5 separate regions of the Homo sapiens genome follow, and all the other regions are linked to region 2. Evidence: chromatin loops called from intact Hi-C (ENCODE). Cell type or tissue: endothelial cell of umbilical vein. All regions are shown on one strand. Region 1 has its middle 27 kb from the start of MC5R. Region 2 overlaps LDLRAD4 (low density lipoprotein receptor class A domain containing 4). Region 3 overlaps LDLRAD4 (low density lipoprotein receptor class A domain containing 4). Region 4 holds the start of MIR4526 (microRNA 4526). Region 5 overlaps LDLRAD4 (low density lipoprotein receptor class A domain containing 4).

What was found. A loop is a pair of places that touch in the nucleus more often than their neighbours do. Peaks named below come from ENCODE experiments on the same cell type or tissue, not always from the same donor. Only the 100,000 strongest peaks of a DNase experiment are listed, where the experiment ranks them.
Region 1: a loop joins it to region 2, with 29 times the contacts of the local background. A loop is called at or near these places in 2 of 110 quality-filtered maps.
Region 3: a loop joins it to region 2, with 4 times the contacts of the local background. A loop is called at or near these places in 7 of 110 quality-filtered maps.
Region 4: it touches region 2 in a loop (6-fold over the local background); 5 of 110 quality-filtered maps call a loop at or near these places.
Region 5: it touches region 2 in a loop (4-fold over the local background); 9 of 110 quality-filtered maps call a loop at or near these places.

What each region holds. Positions count from the first base shown.
Region 1 is chr18:13,794,857-13,799,856 of GRCh38, forward strand. No RefSeq gene overlaps it. Among named protein-coding and RNA genes, the nearest start is that of MC5R, 27 kb to the right of the region's middle. In endothelial cell of umbilical vein, no CTCF peak of the experiment used is centred here; a DNase peak (open chromatin) is centred at 2,515; H3K27ac peaks cover 1,527 bases.
Region 2 is chr18:13,433,930-13,438,929 of GRCh38, forward strand. It overlaps LDLRAD4 (low density lipoprotein receptor class A domain containing 4), which reads left to right. Exons shown (of 7, transcript NM_001378100.1): 4 at 4,315-4,455. Among named protein-coding and RNA genes, the nearest start is that of LDLRAD4-AS1, 8.9 kb to the left of the region's middle. In endothelial cell of umbilical vein, no CTCF peak of the experiment used is centred here; a DNase peak (open chromatin) is centred at 2,162; H3K27ac peaks cover 2,250 bases.
Region 3 is chr18:13,257,907-13,262,906 of GRCh38, forward strand. All of the region lies in intron 1 of LDLRAD4 (low density lipoprotein receptor class A domain containing 4), which reads left to right. Among named protein-coding and RNA genes, the nearest start is that of C18orf15, 21 kb to the left of the region's middle. RefSeq lists an enhancer at 4,776-5,000. In endothelial cell of umbilical vein, no CTCF peak of the experiment used is centred here; a DNase peak (open chromatin) is centred at 2,695; H3K27ac peaks cover 763 bases.
Region 4 is chr18:13,608,795-13,613,794 of GRCh38, forward strand. The region is part of intron 4 of LDLRAD4 (low density lipoprotein receptor class A domain containing 4); the gene reads left to right. MIR4526 (microRNA 4526) reads left to right here and starts at 2,320; the gene lies at 2,320-2,406. RefSeq lists enhancers at 3,830-4,059, 4,480-4,999, 5,000. In endothelial cell of umbilical vein, no CTCF peak of the experiment used is centred here; a DNase peak (open chromatin) is centred at 2,497; H3K27me3 peaks cover 1,268 bases.
Region 5 is chr18:13,498,542-13,503,541 of GRCh38, forward strand. All of the region lies in intron 4 of LDLRAD4 (low density lipoprotein receptor class A domain containing 4), which reads left to right. Among named protein-coding and RNA genes, the nearest start is that of LDLRAD4-AS3, 30 kb to the left of the region's middle. RefSeq lists an enhancer at 1,699-2,356. In endothelial cell of umbilical vein, no CTCF peak of the experiment used is centred here; DNase peaks (open chromatin) are centred at 2,190 and 2,830; H3K27ac peaks cover 1,907 bases.

The sequences.
Region 1 (5,000 bases), 360 kb after region 2:
GGGTCAAACGGTATTTCTAGTTGTAGATCCTTGAGGAATCGCTGCACTGTTTTCCACAATGGTTGAACTAGTTTCCAGTCCCACCAACAGTGTAAAAGTGTTCCTATTTCTCCACATCCTCTCCAGCACCTGTTGTTTCCTGACTTTTTAATGATCGCCATTCTAACTGGTGTGAGATGGTATCTCATTGTGGTTTTGATTTGCCTTTCTCTGATGACCAGTGATGGTGAGCATTTTTTCATTTGTCTGTTGGCTGCATAAATGTCTTCTTTTGAGAAGTGTCTGTTCATATCCTTTGCCCACTTTTTGATGGGGTTGTTTGTTTTTTTTCTTATAAGTTTGTTTGAGTTCTTTGTAGATTCTGGATATTAGCCCTTTGTCAGATGAGTAGATTGCAGAAATTTTCTCCCATTCTGTAGGTTGCCTGTTCACTCTGATGGTAGTTTCTTTTGCTGTGCAGAAGCTCTTTAGTTTAATTAGATCCCATTTGTCAATTTTGGCTTTTGTTGCCATTGCTTTTGGTGTTTTAGACATGAAGTCCTTGCCCATGCCTATGTCCTGAATGGTATTGCCTAGGTTTTCTTCTAGGGTTTTTATGGTTTTAGGTCTAACATTTAAGTCTTTAATCCATCTTGAATTAATTTTTGTATAAGGTGTAAAGAAGAGATCCAGTTTCAGCTTTCTACATATGGCTACCCAGTTTTCCCAGCACCATTTATTAAATAGGGAATCCTTTCCCCATTTCTTGTTTTTGTCATGTTTGTCAAAGATCAGGTAGTTGTAGATGTGTGGTATTATTTCTGAGGGCTCTGTTCTGTTCCATTGGGCTATATCTTTGTTTTAGTACCAGTACCATGCTGTTTTGGTTACTGTAGCCTTGCAGCATAGTTTGAAGTCAGGTAGCATGATGCCTCCAGCTTTGTTCTTTTGGCTTAGGATTGTCTTGGCAATGCGGGCTCTTTTTTGGTTCAATATGAACTTTAAAGTAGTTTTTTCCAATTCTGTGAAGAAAGTCATTGGTAGCTTGATGGGGATGGCATTGAATCTATACATTACCTTGGGCAGTATGGCCATTTTCACGATATTGATTTTTCCTATCCATGAGCATGGAATGTTCTTCCATTTGTTTGTGTCCTCTTTTATTTCGTTAAGCAGTGGTTTGTAGTTCTCCTTGAAGAAGTGCTTCACATCCCTTGTAAGTTGGATTCCTAGGTATTTTATTCTCTTTGAAGCAATTGTGAATGGGAGTTCACTCATGATTTGGCTCTCTGTTTGTCTGATATTGGTGTATAGGAATGCTTGTGATTTTTGCACATTGATTTTGTATCCTGAGACTTTACTGAAGTTGCTTATCAGCTTAAGGAGATTTTGGACTGAGATGATGGGGTTTTCTAAACATACAATCATGCCATCTGGAAACAAGGACAATTTGACTTCCTCTTTTCCTAATTGAATGGATTTTTTTGTTTTCTTTAAATTCTTCAACGGGGTATGACCTTCTCCCCAAGTCGAGAGCCACTGCTTTTTCTCGAATCACCTCTTCTGTCCCTTGATCCCCCAAACTGGTGTGCTACTTGCCACAGTGAGGGTGACTGGTTTTGCTCTGCTTGGCTTCTGGAGGGGCTCAGGGTGCCCCCATGAGGGTATGGAAGTGGGATCAGTGAAAACCAGGTGGGGAGTTGCAGCCATTCCCAGGAAGGAAGGCAGAAAGGCCCCGGGCCATGTGAAAGAAACAAGTAGGGTGCAACAGAGACGGTTGTGCAAGCCTGGCTGCGGTGTGGGAGCCCCGTGAGGCACCTTGCAAGGACAAGTGGAGGCCCCTGCACTCTGACGTGCCTGCGGGGCTGAGACCCCCCGGGGTCCTCCAGGGCCGGTAGAGGGTGCTGCTGCAAGCTCCCGCAGAGTGTCTGTGGGCCTGGCCACCACCCTTCAGCTGCTCCCCTAAGACGCCGTGGTATACGTTTTCCTCTTAATTTGTGTTGTGTTGGTGACAACTGCATGCACAGTACCACCTCCCTGACTCGTTTTCTCCTTGGCTGCTGACTGCACAAACCGAGACTGGTGGCAGAAAATGGCGAATTCTGAGAGAAAAAAGTGTTTTTCTAAGTCAAACTTCCTGCCATTTCCACGGAGTTTTCTATGCTACATAAGTCAATCCATTTATGTTTTGAATTTTAAAAGATTTTGGAATGTTTGAACAGAGAAGCTTCCTTGCACACATGATTTTTCAAGATTCTAGGGAATTTTTATCTACCATAGGAGAGAGAAATATTTCATACATCTAGTCAAAATGAAAATAAATACCAATTACCCATGTATCTCTCTCGCCCAAGTTCTTGCGAATCTTAATGGAATTCTCCTGGCAACGTGCAGCTTATTGGATCTTTGGAGGCAGGAAATACTCAACATATTTAAAGCATTACATTGTCCAACAGGTGAGGAATGGGGGAATACTTATATCAGTTACTTGGACACAGTCCAGTTAACTAGAGAGGCTCTATGTGTTTTGAAGATCTAGTTCCTTGAAGCTATGTAAATATGTTTTAATATTACCAAGATGAGCAGATGGCATTTTTTTTCTAAGGGTCAGGGGCCAGGGTGGTACAGGGAAGCTATTTCCCCACAAGGGAAAGAGGGGGTTTGTCAGAAAACCAGACAATGGCCAGAGGCCAGGGACCTATTGTTTTCCAGTCACAGGACATAAATCCTCTTGGGCCCAGGTTGAATTGCTCAGGGTCTCAGTATCCAGGAAATGAAGCTGTGAGAAGAGTGAATCTGAACATGAGCCCAGGACTTCCAAGTTCATTGAGAATTCACCAAGGAGCCCCGGAATTAGACAGGAGCAGTAAGGAGTAAAAAAAAAGAAAAAAAAAAAGAGGTATTCTTCAGCATTATGGACATTGCATCTGTAAGGGGGCTCTTGGCGACAAAGGAGGCTTCACTTGTGGGCAGCGTGGGGTGTCATTCTCAGGGAAAGAGCTGTCTGCATCAGCTTGGTAGAAAACCCACCTGAACTTATCCAAATAGGTTCTACTAGGTAAGGTTGTCAGTCTTTCTCCCCCCTCTAATTTTTCCCCCCTTACTGGCTTTTTCTGCTATCAGAACCCTTCTTGATCAAAGCAATGAACCCGAAACCAACAACTTCTCACCCTCCCCACCTGCAGCCACAGACCTTGGCCACCACTGCCCTCTCACCCTCATTCAATCCTCTCTTTTCCTTTATCACTAAGACTTTTGGAAAGAGCTGTGCTGCATGAATAAAACTGGAGTTCTGCTAATGAAGAAGAGAGGAAGGGAATGATTAAGACCTACCATTGATAGCACAATAGGGTGACTGTAGTCAATAAAAACTGTACATTTTAAAATAAAGAGGCCGGGCATGGTGGCTCAAACCTGTAATCCCAACATTTTGGGAGGTCGAGGCAAGTGGATCACCTGAGGTCATGAGTTCGAGACCAGCCTGGCCAATGTGGTGAAACCCTGTCTCTACTAAAATTACAAAAATTAGCCAAGCCTGGTGGCGCATGCCTGTAATGCCAGCTACTCGGGAGGCTGAGGCAGAACCTGGGAGGTGGAGGTTGCAGTGAGCTGAGATTATGCCACTGCACTCCAGCCTGGGAGACAGAGCGAGACTTCGTCTCAAAACAAACAAACAAACAAGCAAAAAACCTTAAAGAGTGTAATTGTATTGTTTGTAGCTCAAAGATAAATGCTTGAGGTGATGGATTCCCCATTCTACAAACTGTGCTTATTTCATGTTGCATGCCTGTATCAAAACATCTCATGTACCCTATAAATGTATACACCTACCATGTACCCACAAAAACTAAAATTAAAAAGGAAGAGAGGAAGGGCAGCCGCTGCAGTGATGCAGAAGCTCCTCGCCTCCAAACCGCAAGCGGCTTCTCTGCTGCGCCTTGCTTGAGCTTTTCAGGGGCATCTGTCTGTGGGAGCTTCCCTCCTCCCTTGGCTTCTGCGGGGCACCTTCTCGTCCTCCTCTGTTCTCTCACCTGCCTTCTTCACACACAGTGGCTGCCAGGCTCCTGGAGGTGCTGGCCTGGTCCTCTGCTCTGTTTCTCGGTGGCTCTTCCAGAGTTCCCGTTGTTCATACCTTTGGCTTCAGGGGACACTGCCCTGCTGATGACTCTTTCTTTCCATCTTTCGTCTCTGCTGAGACCTCTATGTCCACGGCCTTCCAGACATCCCCACGTTCTGGCTTTCAGGCAACTTCAACTTCACATGGTCAATCGCAGCCCTTCTCTTTTATGCTGAACCTGCTCTTCTTCCTGCAATTCCTCTTCAGGTGAGTGGAGCCAGGATCTTCCCAGTTGCCAGGGCAGAATACAGAGTATCATTCCTTCACTGAGCCCACACCCAACTGGTCACTGTAGGAGACCCCTGTGCCGCCTTTAATGGCTACTGCACCCATCCCCCAGGGAGCTGCCTTCGGGGACCACGCCTAGGAGACTGCATTTTCCCTCACCCTGCAGTGGTCTGCAGCCATAACTGACCCATGTGGAAGGCACTGCAGCCCAGGCTGCTCGCCTCGCACAGCACAACCTCTGTGGTGCAGCAGACCTGCTCCAGGTCTTCCCTGAAGCGGATGGAGGCTAGACTTCTCCCAAACCACAGGGGTGCTGAGCTGCCTTGCATGCTCGCCTGCTCCTCTCACTCCCACAGGGAGTTCTGATGAGAACCTCCCTCTTCAGGCACTCACCTGAGCAACCCCATCCCAGGCTCTGCGTCTAGGGAGCCCCGACCTAAGGCCGTCATGGTCTCACAACGCTGCTTCACTGTTTTGCATCTGCCCCACTTGGCATCCCCTCCACCATTGTCTCATCCAGGCCGCACTCATTCACCGAGCCCAGAGGTGCAAATAGAAATAGAACGCAAGCCACATTCACCATTGAACATTTTCTAGCAGCCACCTTTAAAAAGTAAAAAGAGGCCAGGCGCGGTGGCTCATGCCTGTAATCCCAGCACTTTCGGATGCTGAGGTG
Region 2 (5,000 bases):
CTCTCGATCCGATGGAAATCTCGGGTTTTATGTTCCACTACAGGTAATTTGTTCTCCAGCTTCGGGTAAGTCAGGCATTATCCCTGGCCTGCTTCCTCACCTGGGAGGTGAGGGGTGGATCAGTGTGTCTAGGTCCCTCTCAGCATTAAGATTTGATGACTCTGGGATAACTCCACAACACAGAAAAACCCATCAGAAGCTTTATGTAGAAATGCAGAGAAGCTGAATACCCTAAATGTGGAGAAGATTGTGTTATTACCAGAAGTGTTTACAGCGATTCTAAAGTCTGTTGTTGACTCTGGAAGTTGTTTCTCCTAAGTTTTTTTTTTTTTTAATAAGAAATCAAATAGGAAATTTTGGCAAAGAGGAATGCCACTTTCTTCACTTAGAAGGGCATGACTTTTTTTTAAGAAGAGGAGTGATTTAAATCTTATAGGTTATAATACGTCTATAGCTCCTGGAGGAGACACTGGTTCCTGAGCAACTCATTCTGTATTCCAGTCCAGTATTATACATCTGAGGTTGCCATGAATTTGTCACCAAAATGTTTCTAATGTTTAACAATCCATGATTTCCCTCAACTTCTAGCTTGGCAGAAATACTCAACAAGTTCCACAAAGAATAGACAACATATTTTTAAAAATTTTCCATTGTCTTTCTCTGACTTGAGTTTTACTTCATGGAGGACCCTCTCTGGTTCTAGTCTGTCAAAGTGTAGTTTAGGGGTCAAAACTACATTGGTTCCAAAGTTTCCCAAATAGCCCATTGACAGAACAGAGCTCTAGCGACTGGGCCCTGTAGTCAGCAATTATCCAAATACCTGCTTATTTTAAGAGATTGTATTTTAGTTTTCTTCTTTGTAAATTAGCAAATACCAAATAAACATTCCAATAAAATACCATTAACTAAAGAGGAGGCTTGCTGTATGTGAGCTACCTCTTTCTCAGTAGACAGTGGTTCTCCATCTGCGCTGCCCATTGGAGCCAGGCCAGAGGGTGCCAGAAAACCCACGCTGTCTGACTGCACCTCAGGCCAGTGAGATAGGACCTGTCTGGGACTCTGACCCCAGCAGTGCTGAAAGACGTCCAGGTGATCCCAATATGCAGCTAAGAGGAGGGCCTTTCTCCTAGGGTTATCAGTTTGTTTGAAATATCACAATAATCTCGTGATTAGAGGACCTGAATGCACTGGGCTTTTGGGTGGCACAGTGTGCTGGGGACAGCCTGTCCGGAGTTGGGATGGAGGTGGAAGCCTGCCTCTGTCAACACCAGTTTTGTTAAGTTGGACAGATATTTACTGTGCTCTGCAGTTCTCATTCCAGCTTTAGCATTAATTCTTAGCACTTAATCACATTACAGCAATTTTCTAGTATTTTCTATATCACATCAAGAAGCCAATAAATTAAAATTCTCAATCTGGTCATTCTGATTCCAGTGGCCATGTGATGGAAAGACCTTACTCTGATATTGGGCTAATGACTCACTGCTGAGATTTAGATTTTATAAATTTGATTTTTTTTAATTTTTAATTTTTTAGAGACTGGATCTTGCTCTGTCACCTGGGCTTGGGAGCAGTAGCATGATCATAGCTCACTGCAGCCTGGAACTTCTGGGCACAAACGATCCTCTTGCCTTAGCTTCCTGAGTAGCTGGGAGTACAGGAGTGTGCCACTGCACTTGGCTAATTTTTAAACTTTTTTGTAGAGACAGGGTCTCGCTTTGTTGCCCAGGCTGCTCTAGAACTCCTGGACTCAAATGATCCTCCTGCCTCTGCCTCCCAAGTGTGGAGAGTGTAGGTATGAGTCACTGTACCCAGCTGAATTTGAAATTTAATAGGTTGATGTTGTTTCCGTTATCTAAGAAGTAAGAGCCAAGCACATTAGTAGCACAAGCCTTGTTAGTGTTTCCTGAGTAAGGTTGAGCCTACTTAAGACAACAAGTGATTTGGGGAACTTTGTTATGCATGGGGCCATGCCCATTACAAGTGAGTCTCTCACATTCCTTAAAGTGGATTTGGAAACTGAGGCAGTGCTATGAGATGAGGCAAAATGGAATAAAATGGGAAGAATAATATCTGCTCTAATTATTTCACAGGGTTCTTATGAGGCTCAGATCAAATTATTCATTTATTCAACAAATGTGTGATTCACCGAGTGCCTGTCACAGGCTGGGCGGCCCTCTAGATTATGAAGGAGATAAAGAAGGGAAATGTTTGGCCTTGGAAGGAGCAGCAAATTAGTCACTGCTCATATTTTTAAAATAGTTCATGTCATAAGCTCTTTGAAGAGGGCTAGCTCATTCACTTCCGAGTTTCCATGTCTCAGTACCTAGCACAGAACATAGAAGCGGCTAATATATTGGTTATATGAACGAATGAATGAGCCACAGAATTCATTTCCTTGCAAGCATGTCGTGTCTCCCCCCAACAAGTTAAAATTAGTGAAGTGTGGATGTGGTTTCATTTCTTGGGTAGTTTAATGTTCCACACCAACTTGAATATGGTAGTCTAACCTTGGATCCTTTCAAACCACAGCAATGGTGAACTTTTTAGTTAAGAGTTTGATTCAATTCAGATTAGTATTCCTTTTTCCCAATCACTGTTTTAGCAACACAGGGAGTACCTGTTTTCGGTTAATGCGCTTTTCATGTTTGGTATAAATCCATAGTCCAATATTTCTTTTGGAAAGGAAGATAAATTTTTCCCTTGACATCCCTTTTTTCCATTAAGTTAAAAAAATGTTACTTAGTAAATGTGATTTCAAACAGCTGGGTTTTAATCTTTCCACCTTATGGAAAGAGAGCGTTTGGCTCCAGCAGCACCCCCACCACGTGGCCCAGCCTCACTCTGCACACAGATTTTCTAACCTGGATGGCGCCGCTAGCGAGGCGCTTGTGGGTGTGCATTTGGGCTGTGTTCACATGTTATTCTAAACTAGGTCAGCAGCTCGGCTGGTTTCTTTTTCTATACTCTTTTAGGAGAATGTGAACAAATGGAGGATTATAATACGCTTTTTATACAGGTTCACAAAAATACTTTGAGGACTCTTAAGTTGTGTTTCTTTACAACAGGTGAAGGTTATTGTCTTGCGGGCCACAGTTCGCCGCTGAGAGGCAGGCTGGGCTCTCATGGGGTAGCCCCACACATGGTTAGCATCGCTGGAAGAGGCCTTGGTGTGCCGATGCCCAGCCTTTTATTTGAATGATTGAAAATCTGAGTTGAAAGGACCTTGGACTTGATCCAGGCCTGCCACCCTTATTCCAGACAGACAGAACCAAGGCCTGGAAAAAGGAAGAGGCTGTGACAGTCAGTGGCGGTGAGGAACCCGGGACTCCTCCAGAGACTCTGTCTTCCCGCTGTGTACTGAGTGGGCCGTGCTGTGTGAATCCTGCCAGCTTCTGTGGTTTCCTAGGGCCAAGCCCACACTCAGAATGCAGGATGACAGTCACTGTAAGATGTAATGGACCTTTCTGTGCTCAAGTGTATATAATTGTGTAACTTCCTTTATTCTTCATTGCTTAAATGGATAGTAATGTGTTAAGTGTGCAAATTTATTTTAAAGTCCTACAAAACTGAATTCCATTTTCAAATATTGATTCGTACAGACTTTAGGGAGCCTGTGTTCAGTGTGGCCTATAAGGATTTGGGTATGGGACCTGCCCTATTTTTATAGTTCACCAGCATGGCCCTTTAGCAGAAAGCACACATGATTTTCCCATGTTTTACATTGTAAATTCACTGCTACCCATGCCTGGTATTATGCCTGATTTTTCTTAGGCATGAGAGGAATGAACATCAGAGAGGTGAAATATGTTGTCCAGATTCTCACCACAGGACAGTGGCAAGTGGGAGATAAAATGTCTGAGTGTTCTTTTGTTAAGCCAGCGCTCCTGAGTTCTGATGGCCCCTGCCACGGCTGGCTGCACGGGCTCCCCCATTCTCGGAAGTGTGGAGAACTGCCAAGGATGTTTTCAAACCGAATAATAGAGCCCCACAGCTATGACTTTTGCAGAGCAGGTTGTGGAAAGAAAGAGAGCACCTGTGCTACTGTGTGGGCAGTGCCGTAGAGTGAGGCGTGCAAGGTGGGCCTCGGTGCCCCTGTGGAGTGCAGGAGGGCACCATCCTGTGTGTTTCAGACGAGGAAGGTCCTTACCCAGATGGCCCTTCTCTGAGTTTAGTGTCCTGGGCTCTCCAGATAGTCTGAGCTCCCAAACAATCATGGCATGCAAATGGGGGAAAGAAAAACCAACGACAGTCACAGCTCAAGAGCACCAAGCTTGCATTGACTGCTCCATGCTTTATATTGTACTTTTTCAGAGTGCAAATTCACCTGCACCAGTGGTAAATGCTTGTATCTTGGTTCGCTGGTCTGTAACCAACAGAACGACTGTGGGGACAACAGTGACGAAGAGAACTGTCTCCTGGTGACCGAGCACCCGCCTCCGGGCATCTTCAACTGTAAGTCTCTCCTCCCACCTGGGTGGCACTGTCTGATGTGGTTCTGAAACGGTTAGGAGGTGGGGTCACTGGGACATGGGAAGGAGGTTGTTTTCTGGTTAAGGAAAGAGATTTGCATTTTCACAAAGGAAATGTTTTCTTCTTTTAGGATAGAGGGACAGCATGTTCAAAAGTCAGAAATTTGTTCTGTTCTCTAAAGTGGTCAGCGGAGCTGTTTTGAAATAGGCTTTTGCTGTTTGTCTGAGCAATGCCTGGATTCCAGGAAATCATGTATTGATTTAGTATTCTTCATACCAACATTACTACTTCAGAAGTAATTTTAAATAAGCAAAGAAAGATATGTGGAAGGTACATAATTAATCATGCAACTGAAATATGAAAGTAGAAAAATTTACATGGGATCCTTGAAGGTTCTGATCATGTGTTTTTCTATTAGATACTGGATGGAAACAGCTTGAGTGAGGTTTTGACATGTGTGAATCCCCAAGGCTGAGGCTTTGAGCATTTCTTGAATTTGAAGAAGTGGAGTCAGAGTTTGAAGTTCG
Region 3 (5,000 bases), 180 kb before region 2:
GAAAAGGATACAATGGGGCTGGGTGCAGTGGCTTAGGCCTGTAATGCCAGGCTGAGGCAGAAGGATCGCTTGAGCCGAGGAATTGGAGGCTGTGATCATACCACTGCACTTCAGCCTGGGCAACAGAGCAAAACCCTATCTTAAAAGAAAGAAAGAAAGAAAAAAGCATACAATGGCCAGATAGTGGTTGAAAACATGTTAGATCTCCAATATCTGGTTCCATTTCTTTTTGTTTTTCATTTATTTACTTAGTATTCAGAAAAGAAATTTCACTGTCCAAAATCCATTTTTTCCCAACCAAGACAGTTGAAAATTCCTAAATTCTAAATAATCAGACACCTTCAGTAGGTACGCTTACTTTTCTTCCATGCTTCCGTAGTATTTTGCTTAACAGAGAATGTTAGGGTTTTCTTTTTGAAGCTCCTAGTTTGTCTTAATGAGTTAATTCTACGAAATCCTTTTTTTTTTTCTTTTGTTAGCATTAACATGGAATCTGCTAATGAATGGCCACTAGGGACGATGGTGAAAACACTTGAAATGAGATGCCTCTATTTGAATATTTTATGGTCATGGAATTGGCTATTTATTTTATTTTTGCTTTTATGATTTCAAAATTCAGATTTCTTTGAGCAAATGTTTAGAGATGACAAGAGGGAAACTCAGGGATGGAATAATCTATTGAGTGTGAACCAAAGATTACATTCTTTTTCAGAATTGTCCTTCCTTCCTTTTTACTGGGTCCCATAAAAGGTTTTATGATCTGATTGTACCTTATTGATATTTGCCAATTGATAAATTTCTTGTTCATTAATTCAGTATTTAGGTCAATGATGTTTCTTCCTGGCTTAGTATGAAGTTTAGCCTTTCATGATACATATTTCCTCTTTCTTTAGCTAGATTACCAATAATGTTCAAATGGGGCAGGGGAAGGATTACACCAGAAAAACTAGCCTTTTACCTCTGTGAAAAGGTGCCTCCCAGAAGCACCATCTAAAAGCAGGTCATGATTTTAATCCAGAATGGCCAAGTGCTGCTGCTGTGTACAACTTCCGACCAGCATGATGCTGGACAGCAGGTCTCTAGGTGGGTTCATTGAGTATTTAGGTCAATGATCTTGTTGTGCTCCATTCGGGATGACTGAGTATTCCTGAAACAAATGCTATTTCTGGCTGCTGCCATTCCCGCAGAGCACTTGTGCAAGTTCATAAGACTTCCTAAGTGAAAGGGGAATTTGCATAGTTTGTGGATTCCTTCCTTCCTTCGTCCTCCTCTCCCCTCCCCTCTCCTCCTCTCCCTCCTTCCTGCTCTATTGCCCAGGCTGGAGTGCAGTAGCGTGATCATAGCTCACTGCAGCCTCATACTCCACAAGTGTATCCTCCCGCCTTAGTCTCCTGAGTCACTGGGACTACAGACACACACCACCATGCCTGGCTAATTTTTTTATTTTTTGGTAAAGACAGGGTCTCACTGTGTTGTCCAGGCTGGTCTCAAACTCCTGGGCTGAAATGATTCTCTTGCCTCAGCCTCTGAAAGTGCTGGGATTATAGGCGTGAGCTGCTGAACCCAGCCCTCCTAATTTCTGATTGATTTTTGAGTAAGATGAGTTTTAGTGCTAAAACATCCCACGTCGGTAGCTCTTAGAGAAGTACTTAGTGAAAGAAACCACATGCCTTCAAATGCTCATATATATGTATGTAAAGCATACATTGGTATGTGGTTTTGGTTCATTTTCTTCCACTTGTTTCTTTCTCCTGTTTTCTGATTCTCCCCTATAATCCATCCCTCCCTCCCTCCCTCCCTCCATTTGTGCTGCTCACAAACTCAAGGGGCATCACTTACATGGGATAATTTGCCTTTACAGCCACCCACGGCTGCTTTGAGAAAGGAAGTGTTCCCATCACCTGTTTTCCTTTGCTTGGCTGTACCTGTAATGACTGAGCCCCACTGGGTGCGCAGGGCAAGACCAGCCTTCGTGTCTCTTGGCCCAATGGAGGCCCCAGGAGGGGAACGTGTGGTTTGGAGAAGCCGCTTCTTGCACCACTGCTCCTGTAACTGACCTTGGGCTGTGTGGTCTGTCCAGCCTCGGTTCCCTGTCTTTAAGATGCATGTAACAGGACCTCTCGGATTTCTTGGGAGGCATTGGGTGGAATATAGCAGGTAGATTTTGTAGGATAGTAGGTGCTAAGTTCAGGTCAGTTACTTCCCCTTAAATAGAGAAGACTCTAAGTGACATTTGGATAATCTCCTGAGAGCACACTGTAACTTCTATTGGAGGTCATTGCCTTGACCTCCTTATGCCCAGGGGCAGCTGAGTGCCCACTTGCCAAGGTGTGAGCAATGCGCCCTGTTCTGCTGTGAGCCTTCTTGGGACCCTGCATAGAGCCTGTTCCCTTCCACTCACTGCTGGCTGGTGTCTGTGGAACAGCCTTCCCTGGCCTTTTGGCGGCCCTGTCAGGGTCTGGAAATCTGGCTTTGTCTCAGAAATCTGGCTGCGGAAGATTTTCCTTTGTGTACTGTCATAAATGCCTTAAATGTATTAGGGTGCTTTGCAAATCTTTCTCTAATCCGTTTTGACAAATAGCTGAGTAGTATTGGTTTTATGTGAACTTGGCAAAATTTGCTCCCGTTCAGGGTGACTGGGGCATGTGACAATTAGTGGGAGGTGGCAGGATTCTTGAGTGTAGCATTTCTCTGACTCAGCCGACTATTTCCTTTTTCCTGTTGCTTTATTATTTATTGTTGCTATTCTTTCTGCCACCCTCTCCCTCCCTCCTTACAGATGTCTGTCTTTCCAGGACTGTCCTTGTATTTTTTTATCTTCTCTCGCATAGACATCTATGGCAGGTCCATCCTTGAATACCCACTGTTCCTTCCGGTGACTACCATGGTGTGGCAGCTCTAAGGGCAGGGAGCTCATCTCTGCTGAATGCAGCCCATTTTGTGGATGCCATGGCACCTAGAAACCAACTGGATGCAGTTGAATGTGCCTCCCTATGGCCTCCCTGGGCTGGGATTCAGAGCAGGGCTCACTTTTCTTCCATTTGTTGGGACTAATGTGTCTGAAGACACTGCCGGTGCCCCACCTGGTTCCCTCTTTTCCAGGTCAGGCAGCCCAGCTTGCTTTCCCCATCCCTCCTCTAATGCGTTCACAGCCCCCTCATTCCTCTCCTAGGTGATGGTGCTGTGGGCTTTCAGAGCTCAGCTACGATGGACTGTGTCTTAGCACAACAGGCGTGAGGAACTGATGAGGGCATTGGGAACGGTGAGGTGCTGGGGCACATTAGTCCTGGCTCCAGGGAATAGCAGAACTCTGCCCCTAACATTCCATTTACTGGTGGAAAAATAGACCAGCGGGTTCTTGCTGTTCTACTTGCTAGATGATAGATTTTCTTCATCTTGTTTACAAGAAAGAATGTGGTTTCTTAGCCAAGGACTTGATTTCTGGTTCCTGGTGAACAGTTTTCAGAGCACTCTGAGCCTCTTCATTTGTAGAAAGGGAACTTTGAGAAAATGCCCAGCACAGTGCCTGCCTGGGACAGAGCGATTTCAGCAAATGTTTACAGAAATCCCAGTTTAGTTCAAGTTGTGAGCTGAGAATCCTTGCTGTTGGTTTTAGGTTTCCAGCCTCAGGCCTTCAGAACCTTTGGGGGTTGTATCCCTAACCTCAGCCGTACCCTAGAGGCCAGGTCAGCAGAGTGAGTGATAAGCGCACTCGTTCCATCAACCGTGCGGTTAGAAACGTAGAGGTTGTCATTAGAAAGTGCAGTCTTTCTATCCTACTTTTGAATTTCAGGGAGGAGCTTCAGGATTTGTAAAGACTTCATCTATATTGAAGACTGCCCAAGAGTTATGGCTTACCCGGCTGCAGGCAGCATGCCACCTGTATGCAGTACCTGTGCTGTGTCTAAGGAGGAAGGGCGACTTGGTGGTGGGGGCGGGGGAGAGGCAGGACTGCGAGTGCCACCAGAGCTTGAGAGAGCAAAGAGGAACAGAGGAGATGGGGGTGGAGCTGTGCAGAGCAGGGCACATGTGCGGCTCTGTGTGTAGAAAATGAGTCCCGTGTGGCTCTGTGTGTGGAAACTGAGTCCCGTGGGGCTCTGTGCGTGGGGGCTGAGTCCCGTGTGGCTCTGTGCATGGAAACTGAGTCCCGTGCGGCTCTGTGCGTGGAAACTGAGTCCCGTGTGGCTCTGTGTGTGGAAACTGAGTCCCGTGCAGCTCTGTGCGTGGAAACTGAGTCCCGTGCGGCTCTGTGCGTGGGGGCTGAGTCCCGTGTGGCCCTGTGCATGGAAACTGAGTCCCGTGTGGCTCTGTGTGCCTGGGGGATGAGTCCTGTGTGGCTCTGTGTGTGTGGAAACTGAGTCCCGTGTGGCCCTGTGCGTGGAAACTGAGTCCCGTGTGGCTCTGTGTGTGTGGAAACTGAGTCCCGTGCGGCTCTGTGCGTGGGGGCTGAGTCCCGTGCGGCCCTGTGCGTGGAAACTGAGTCCCGTGTGGCTCTGTGCGTGGGGGCTGAGTCCCGTGTGGCCCTGTGCGTGGAAACTGAGTCCCGTGCGGCTCTGTGCGTGGGGGCTGAGTCCCGTGCGGCCCTGTGCGTGGAAACTGAGTCCCGTGCGGCCCTGTGCGTGGAAACTGAGTCCCGTGCGGCTCTGTGCGTGGAAACTGAGTCCCGTGCGGCTCCGTGCGTTGGGGCTGAGTCCCGTGCGGCCCTGTGCGTGGAAACTGAGTCCCGTGCGGCTCCGTGCGTTGGGGCTGAGTCCCGTGCGGCCCTGTGCGTGGAAACTGAGTCCCGTGCGGCCCTGTGTGTGGAAACTGAGTCCCGTGCGGCTCCGTGCGTTGGGGCTGAGTCCCGTGCGGCCCTGTGCGTGGGGGCTGAGTCCCGTGCGGCTCTGTGCGTGGAAACTGAGTCCCGTGCGGCTCCGTGCGTTGGGGCTGAGTCCCGTGCGGCTCCGTGCGTTGGGGCTGAGTCCCGTGCGGCCCTGTGCGTGGGGGCTGAGTCCCGTGCG
Region 4 (5,000 bases), 170 kb after region 2:
CAGTGCGTTTCCTCCTAAGGACTGTAAACGCTCAGGTAAATATTTGTCAGATGGATTAATGAACTGAAGACCTTTATAGAGGAAACCTTGAAGAGATATCGTTAGAATCTCAAGTCCTTGTTGCTACCAACAACTCTTGTGAAAGTCTTTGGTGTCCCTGCCTTGCTCCATTTTCAAGGCCCCTGCTGCACACACAGATGCCTCCTAAGCTCTGAGATGCGTTGGTGACTGCACAAAACTCATATTAGACGTGATAGCCATCAGAGTACTTACGTGAAAGATGCGATGTAAAGATGATGAGGGAGGAGAGAGTGCCGAATGCAAATGTTTTTACACTTTCATATTTGTGTGTTCCACAGACTTCCCTCTCCCATGCCCTTCTGCTATGTGTGCTGCCATTTTCTCTGAATGAAGGGAAAAGAAATATTGGCAGCTCTCAGCTAAAATTCCCAGTGATGGACGTGCTGTCATGCAGCCAGGGTGAGCTGTGTATCAGGGCATGAACCCTGAGTCACGACTTGACCTCGGAACTTCCTTTCTGAAGCACCATCTTCAAGTGGTGCTTAAAAGGAATAAAAACAAAACTCAAGAGCACTATCTAGTACATCCGCCCAGACAGCCCCTCAGAGGCGCTGGGAGAGGCCCTGTGCCTGTGTTTAAGCCACACATCCCAAGACAGACTCTACACCATGTCCCCAGACACCCACAGGAGCGCTCATTATGCGTGTGTGTGTGCGTGTGTGTGTGTGTGTGTGTGTGTGTGTTAGGTGTGGGCAATGTTTTCAAAGTAAACTTGTATTCATAAAGTCAAAAGTTTTGAAAGTGGTTTTTAAACAGGTTGAACTGTGAGAACATTAAACTGAGTGGGCAAGGAGCTTAATTAAGATCGGCTCCATGGCCGGGCGTGGTGGCTCACACCTGTAATCCCAGAACTCTGAGAAGCCGAAGCTGGTGGGTCGCTTGAAGTCAGGAGTTCCAGGACAGCCTGGCCAACATGGTGAAACCCCATCTCTACTAAAAATACAAAAATTACAAAAATTAGCCCGGCATGTTGGCGCACGCCTGTAATCCCAGCTACTCGGGAAGCTGAGGTGGGAGAATCACTTGAACCGGGGAGACAGAGGTTGCAGTAATCAGAAATTTCGCCACTGCACTCTAGCCTGGGCGACACAGCAAGACTGCATCCAAAAAAAGAAAAAAGAAAAGAAAAAGATTGGCTCCCATGGCCAAGATGCCCAGTGACAGGGAAGCTAGCCAAACACAGTAAGTGTGTTGAGACACTGGGGAATAGCTGATGGCCGTTAAATGAAAGAAAAAAATGTTGATTTTCTTTTTTTATATATGAAATATTCATTTTACACCATGTTAAATCCCAGAGCGGGCTATTTATAACCATTTCAAAATGCAAATATGTTCATTAGCAAAGGAGAGAAGAACTTTTCCAGTTCCATGAAGTTCACCAAAGCCCTAATTTTTTTTTTTTTTTTTTTTTTTTTTTTTTTTTTTTTTTTGAGACGGAGTCTCACTCTGTCGCCCAGGCTGGAGTGAAGTGGCCCTATCTTGGCTCATGGCAACTTCTACCTCCCAGTTGCAAGCAATTCTCCTGCCTCAGCCTCCTGAGTAGCTGGGATCACAGGCGTGTGCCACCACACCTGGCTAATTTTTGTATTTTTAGTAGAGACGGGTTTCGCCATGTTGACCAGGCTGGTCTTGAACTCCTGACCTCAGGTGATCCGCCCACCTCGGCCTCCGAAAGTGCTAGGATTACAGGCTTGAGCCACCGTGCCTGCCCCACAAAGCCCTAATTTTAAGAAACAGACAGGTACAGTGGCCTACAGCGCTCCTCACTAAGGCCCTGGCTTGAGGGCAAGCCTATCATGTGACTGAGCCTGACCAGGAAGTGCTGGCCCAGGTGGCAAGGAGCCTCGGGGCTCCAGGGACAAGGGGCGCTGGTAGCCAGGGAGGGGCGGCTTGAAGTGGCTGCAGCTTCTAATTCTTTCTGAAGCTGCCTCTTTCTGAGGGTGACTCCCTCTTCATTCACCCAGCAGGGTGACTCTGAGAAGTCAGGGAAAGTCTGGCACAGGGAGGGGAGTTCCATTTTTAATTCGGAAATTGCTCAGGAAGAATCATACCATCCGGATTTCCCTCGCGGCTGTATATTAATAAATGGTCACTTTCCTTGCTGAAATTCTCTGGTTTCCTTTTATCCACGTGAAGCTTCTGGAAACTCTTCTGGGTGGTTCTTCTGTTGCTTTTCTGCCCCTGCCCCCAAAAATGAGAACATGAGAAAGTGATGTCTTCTAGCCACCTGGAGGACCCTGCGGTGACATCAGGGCCCAGTCCCTGCTGTCATGCCCCAGGTGACGTGCTGGGCTGACAGCAGGGCTGGCCGCTAACGTCACTGTCCTGGCTTCTAACGCTGGTAGTAACCAACAGAGTTTAGTTTTGCTTTGACAACTCCTCCTACAGCCAAAACTATTGTTATGGCCCACATGTCATTCCTATTTACCCTAAATAAGGAAAAACAAAGGCTATTCTGGGCTCCCGGCAGTGCTTGTGGTGGGGGTTATTTGCAGCGTTACCATGGCAGGCTGCCCTTTCCACCACGGCCACCCCGTGATTTTCTCTGAAAACTGCGACAGACTCGCAGCCTGCCCTGAATTTTCTTCACACAGCCTGGGGGCATCCGAATGCACGGGAGATGTTTTACACTCAGATGAAACAAACTGTTTAGACCTCGGGGAAAAGAGACTGTGCTTGAACAAAATGAACCAGGAGAAAGCGCCCTCCTGAGACATGTCTCTGCTTTCATGTTTGAATTGCCTGGGATTCTGTTCTCTAATTTCTGATCCTTATAAACTAAAACTGCCTAGGAACATTGAGCATCCTGACTTTGAAGGAGTCTCTGTGGTGTTTTTGTGCTACCATACATGGGGAATAATGATGTGAGGCAGAGGGAGAGGGAATGAATGGGAGAGCCAAGAGGGAAGAGCGAGCCGGGGGGAAAGGAGCGCGCAGTGTTTCCTGCTGCGGTTAGGACCTCACGCCTTGCCAGTACAGAGCTCGGTGGCAAGAGCCGCTGGGAGCTGCTCCCATCAGTTAGAGGATGTGGAGAGGGAGCACCAGAAGAGGACAGCCCGCAGCCTGGCTCGCAGCCTGAGGGACGCTGTGGGTGCTCCCAGCCGGGCGAGCACGCTCTGGGAGCGGATCTGCAGGGGAGAAGCACGCGAGCCTAACGTGAGCGTCCCGCCTGTCGCGTGTCCTGCCTTGGTAAGCGCCCTCTCCGGTCCTTCCACACTGAAAGCTTCCAGCAGAGATCAAGGGAAGGAGTATTGTGTGAGACTTGCAGATTTCCTCCTTTCTGTCTGGACTGGTTTGATATTTGCCTGTTGAAAAGATTACTGAACGCAGTGTGACAAGATGAGCCGTCTAGCTGCGTTCTGCTTGCCTGTGTGTGTGACACGTCCAGGTGTGAGGCCAAACCTGAGAAGTGCAGACTGCTCACTGATAGACGTTGCTGTAAACAGTAGTGCCCTGGGTGTACAGCTGGTCTCAGGATCGGAGACCCCGGACTTATTCTCTGCTCGGTGACACGGCCGGCTTCCTGCCGCAGAGCTCCTGGTTTCTGTTGATGGCAGTTGATAATTGGTAGCCACAGTCTGCGGTCGGAGCCACAGCATTTGAGTCTAGCACCTGGGGTGGGCCCTGCTGATACAGTAGAGAGAGAGTGAACGAGGCAGACAGAAACACACCCCCCCCCCCTCCACGCTCACACACTCTCCCACACCCCATGCCAGCTATAACTGCAGCTCTGAGCTGCCTGGAGAGGAGATTGCCGGAAGCTGAAGGGATGCTTTGAACGTGGGGGGGCTGCGTCACAGTTGGACTCCCACTTGCAGAGGACCTGATTATGTCCAGTGACCACCTGAACAACAGCACACTGAAGGAGGCTCAGTTCAAAGACCTGTTCTTAAAAAAAGGTACATTTCCCAAGAACTGCTATGGATGATGCATGCTCTTTCGGGTTTGCTGTGGTTCTTCTTGGAGTTTGGTCTGAGGACAGAGCTGAGAAGAGGAGAAGCTCTTTCTCAAGAAGTTTCTTTCTACCTAAGAGGGGTCTGTCAACTCAGAACATTTCCGGGTGGGACTCCCTTTAGGAAGATGCATGTCAGGCTTTTTCATCTTCTTTCAAGCCTGGAATTAGTTTGTTCCTGTTGGAGGTGTTATGCATGAGTACACAGTTTGTTGCTTTGGAGTTTTGTTTTTTTCAAATGTCTGTATATAAGGCTGAGACCTCCCCTGGAAATTCTGCTACTTGTTAATAATTCCTTTTTCTTCACCCTCATGAGCTGAAAACTGCATTTTAAAGAAAAGGTATTTCTCAGGATGTGGCTGGTTCATTGAACACTTTCTTAGGTCATCCATGTAGTGACAGGAGCTATTAGGAAGGAGAACTGTGACTCTGAGAGATAGAGAGCCAAAGAAAGTGAGAGACAGACAGACTGGCTGTGGGATGAGAGCCTCAGAAGCCACCACTCTCCCCTGTGGAAATGAAGGTTCCATTCCATGTGCAGCTGTGTTTTTTTTCTGATGCACTTTCCTAAATTAATAATGTGGAGGTGGAGGTGAGGGTGGATTTTAAATGAATCCTATAGGGGGAATTATGGCTTATGTATGTATTTTTTTCCATTTATAGCATGGCAGAGGGATAGACTTTTAAAAGGTTTATAATTGCTCTTACTCCTCTGCTGATTTTTTAGAAAATCCTGTCAGTCATCTTTGATCAGAACATATTTAGGTAAATTTCTTTCTGAAGAGATCATGAAACTCTAGATTCTAAAATGCGTGGTGAGAAGTAATTGTAGTGGATGAAGGCTTGGGCTTTCATAAAGTGAGGAGATGCCACTCCAGCTGGACGGGCTCGTGGAGTCTGCATTCGAGGGATTCCCTAGTCCGTCCAGTCATCACGGGCTGCTGCCCGCCTGCCCGTGCCGTCCAAG
Region 5 (5,000 bases), 65 kb after region 2:
TCCTTCTCGCCACACACGTCCCACTGTGGACACTGGAGAATCCTTCTCCCCACACACGTCCTGCTGTGGACACTGGAGAATCCTTCTTGCCACACGTGTCCCACTGTGGACACTGGAGAATCCTTTTCCCCACACACGTCCTGCTGTGGACACTGGAGAATCCTTCTTGCCACACGTGTCCCACTGTGGACACTGGAGAATCCTTCTGCCCACACACATCCCGCCGTGGACACTGGAGAATCCTTCTCCCCACACACGTCCCGCCGTGGACACTGGAGAATCCTCCCCACACATGTCCCCAGCCGTAGACACTGGAGAATCCTTCTCGCCACACACGTCCCGCCGTGGACACTGGAGAATCCTTCTCGCCACACACGTCCCACCGTGGACACCGGAGAATCCTTCTCGCCATACATGTCCTGCTGTGGACACTGGAGAATCCATCTCCACACACGTCCCGCCGTGGACACTGGAGAATCCTTCTTGCCACACACGTCCTGCCGTGGACACCGGAGAATCCTTCTCGCCATACACATCCCGCCGTGGACACTGGAGAATCCTTCTCACCACACACGTCCCGCCGTGGACTCTGGAGAATCCTTCTACTCACACACACGTCGCGCCGTGGACACTGGAGAATCCTTCTACTCACACACATCCCGCTGTGGATACTGGAGAATCCTTCTCGCCACACACTTCCCACCGTGGACACTGGAGAATCCTTCTCGCCACACACGTCCTTTCGTGGACACTGGAGAATCCTTCTACTCACACACGTCCCGCCATGGATACTGGAGAATCCTTGCCACACACGTCCTGCCGTGGACACTGGAGAATCCTTCTCGCCACACACTTCCCACCATGGACACTGGAGAATCCTTCTCGCCACACACGTCCTGCCGTGGACACTGGAGAATCCTTCTACTCACACACGTCCCGCCGTGGATACTGGAGAATCCTTCTTGCCACACACGTCCCGCCGTGGACACTGGAGAATCCTTCTCGCCACACACTTCCCACCGTGGACACTGGAGAATCCTTCTCGCCACACACATCCTGCCGTGGACACTGGAGAATCCTTCTACTCACACACGTCCCGCTGTGGATACTGGAGAATCCTTCTCGCCGCACACGTCCTGCCATGGACACCGGAGAATCCATCTCCACACATGTCCCGCCGTGGACACTGGAGAATCCTTTTTGCCACACACGTCCAGCCGTGGACACTGGAGAATCCATCTCCACACACGTATCCTGCTGTGGACACTGGAGAATCCTTCTGCCCACACACGTCCTGCTGTGAAAACCTCCACGCTCCCTTTCCGTTTTTGCTCTCAGCTGTCCTTCCAGTATGCTGCTTGGGTCAAGCAGCCGCATCTCCACTGTCCTAATGACAAAAGACACCAGCACTGTCTCACTTCCTTTCCTCCTCCTCTCCAGAGTGTTACCTTCCTGATTGACAGGGACTTTCGGTTTTCTATTTAGAAGCACATGTTTGGTGCAGACATGTTGTCCAAGACTTGACATTGGGAAATGTTGGGAATAATCTGAAACTCCTTACAATGTGATGTTTTGGTGATTAAAAAAAAATGTTTAGGAAAGGTTGCTAGGCTTTAAAAATATATATATTTTGCTAACCTCATGGAGTCACTGTGCAGACCCTCTCAGCAGCTAGCCAGGCTGGCCTGGCCCTGACGGCCCGGGAATAGCAGCTGTCTTGTGACTTCCCACAGCAGGCACATTGCGTCGTCTCTCAAAGTCCCTCCTCTGGAGCGCCTCCTCTGCCCGTGGGGCTGTGCGGGACAGTGGCCGCGTCTCTGTCTCATTGCAGGACAGCACTGGGTCTTAGGTGCTTTTTCATGTTGTCCACACCTAACGCTGCTGCTCCCCGGGGCCCAGTTTTGAAACTGCCCTTTGGCATCATGCTTTCCCGCCCCTCCTGGGAGCAGCGCCTGTGGGAGGGCAGCGTTATTCCCAGCTCCTCAGAGAGGAGACCACATCCATGGCAGTGTGTGACTGTCCCTTTCGGCGGTCCTTTGTGAAGCCCGCGGGAAGTTCTGCATTCAGTTCCTGACTCCCAGAAAAACGTCCTGTCTTTTGAACTGAAAGGAGGCTGATGTCAGAGCCTCGTTGAGTAACAATGGAGAAAATCTACATCAGAGGAAAGAAGCCCTGAGCTGCTTTAAATGCTTCTGTAAGATGATATGCCACAACACGAATGTGGATTGTTGACAGTAACCACAGAGACGAGATCATCGAGGGAACCAGCTGGGAGTTTGTGAGGCCATAAAACACATCATCAAAAATATGGTGAAGCAAATTCAGAATTGGTTTTTAGAAAGGAGAAGGAACCATTGGCAATCTGACCCATAAATTATTCTACATTTTCAAATATTATAACTAGGAAGGTCGCTTCAAGGAGCCTTCAAGCCCCTCATGCCCACCCGCCCCAAACCCATTGTCACTGCTAGGTCCCAGATTTACAGCCACCTGGAGAGGAAGTTGCAGGGGGTCTCTGTGCAGCTGAGGATGATGGAAGGGATTGCAGAAGGCTGGTGCTGTAACTGTTGTTAGCGGGAGATTGAGGCCGGGGGGTGGAGTAGGGGCTACTTTCTTCCCCCTGCACCTGCTATCATGATTTCAGCAAAACCTTGCCTTTCTCCTCTTCAATCTTAAATAGGTACAGTGGCTGAGTATTAATATTAATGAGCATAATAACAATAATAAAACTGGCAGTAGCATCAAATGAATGTGGTCTCCTGCAGTAGAAATATTTACCCGATGTGTCCTGCCAGTGAGAGAGATTTTGGCATTAAACCTAGACATTACCTCATCCTCCTGGGCAGACAGCCGATTGCCATGCTAAGCAAGTCTGCGCCGAGAAGAGCTGAGTACCTGCCGACGGCTGCATGGCCCAGACCCCAGGGAACACAGTTTCCTTGAGCCTGTCTGTCTGTCTGTCTGTCTGGGTCTCACCCTTAATTCCTTTCTTTCTCTTTCCCTCCTCCGGAGGTTGGCATTGTGTATTTTCAAATTGTGTTGCTTTTTTTTTTTGCAGAATCTTGTAGGGTGTGTTGTGAAAAGTCTGCCAGCCAGGTGGGTGGGTATTATTAATAATCCATAGAAACCCAAGGGGTCCGGAGTGAGAGGAGAAACATGACGTGCCTGTGTGTGCACAGGACGCCTGACACTCGCTCACACACGCATGTCCCTCTCTCTGAGAGCCAGGGAATGGGGTGGGGGTTGGTTTGGTTTAATGCATGATAAAAACAGGGGCATTCTGTAATAACAGAGCTTTCATTTCAAGATTCTTAACAACTAAAATAATATTTTGAAACATTTGGAATTGTACTAGAAATGTGTGTTTGATATGTTCAACCTAAGAAAACATCACACTTAAAATGCTTTTACTCCACTGGCTTCAGACCTCTTTGAAATTGGTGCCTACACAGCTGAGAAGTCCGGGTAGGTGCCGTAGGCAAATTGAGGGGAGAAAGTGACATCTTGTGTAACGCTGCAAATTCGCGGAAGGCTTTGAACCGTCACCAGAGTAGCAAATACTCATTGTGAAAGTTTTTGCAATGAGGTACGGAAAACCATTTCAGCTGCTCTGATTGTCAGCTCTCCTGTGTTTTCTTTAGCTCCTGACTTAAAGTTACGTGTCCTGTCAGTTTTGATACTCTTACTACTTAGTGCTTTAGGTTTTATCAGCTGGTGCCACATCTTTTAAAATTCTGTCCCACTAGCCTCTGTGCTGGTCCTGACCGATTCACCAGCTCTTGGGACTGTGTCCAGATGCCTTTTGTGATGCCTCTTTTCTAAAATGCTTTTATTTGGGTTTAAGATGTACTAATTCTTTCACACACCCATAGCTGAATACCAAATATTGGTATGCATACTACCAAACTTTTGTGTATGAAGTTCGTACAAGGCACTAAGTCATTTAAAACATTTTAATTGTGTGCTGAGCTCGTAAGTGTACAATATGACTGTCTAGTAAATTCTTAATTATTTGTCGACTCTTTATCGAAGAAAAAAGTAAGTAGGGGAAAAGATAAAGGAGCATCCAGCCGGTGGCAAAGGAACAAGCCGTGTAGCTCTGCTTCTCACCCACTCTCAGCTAGCTTGGGCCACGGCTGCCTGAAGTGACACCAAACAGGAACCCCACTGGGAGGACTGTACGGGCCACACCCATGGACGTGATCTGTCTATGAAACAGGTCTTCTCAGTGCTTCGGGGTGAATTTTGACTTCTCCTGAGCCATCCTCAGAGCACAGCTGGTGGGGAACTTCACCCGTCTGGTCACTCCTGAAGCAGTCTGGCTGGCAGCCACAGGCTGGGATCCCAGTTGTTGGAGGTCAGTGCACACAGCGGCTATCTGCTGTAGCAGAAAGAATTTAGGGGAGGAAAGGCTTGAGAAGGAAGGGCAAGAGAGAGCAGACTTTGTGGCATCAGTCAGGTATATGTGCTTGTATTAACATGAACCTGAGAGGCTGATGGTATTACATGGAATTCCAAGTTTCGACTGCATGAATTCTGTCTCTTGTGGTTTATCTATGGCCACCATCAACCGATGTTGTGTGATAAAACGTTTAAAGTATGTACAACTGAAAGTGGAGATGGATACTAGGGGCATTTAACGTTTTAAGCTTTCCTCCAGGGTTTTTTCCTCAGTTACATGGAGGATGGCCCTAGGTACTAACTGTTGGAAATGGCAGCATTGAAAAGTGCAGCACTTTCTGCTTCAGCAGCATCTCAATTCTGCGCAGCCTTTGAAAATCCTTTTCTACAGATAGCAGGCAACCTGCCATTGTTCCCAGCCGGCAGCGTGGTCCCTGCCACCAGGTGCTTGAACAAACGGCCATGTGTATGAGGGTCCCTTCTCCTAAGTAAAATTACCCTAAAGACTCTAAACGAGAATGGAGACTTTGAAAAAAATCTTCTGTATTTTTCTATTTTAATTATCAAGTAGGGGAAACAGATCTGAAGGGGAAAGAGGA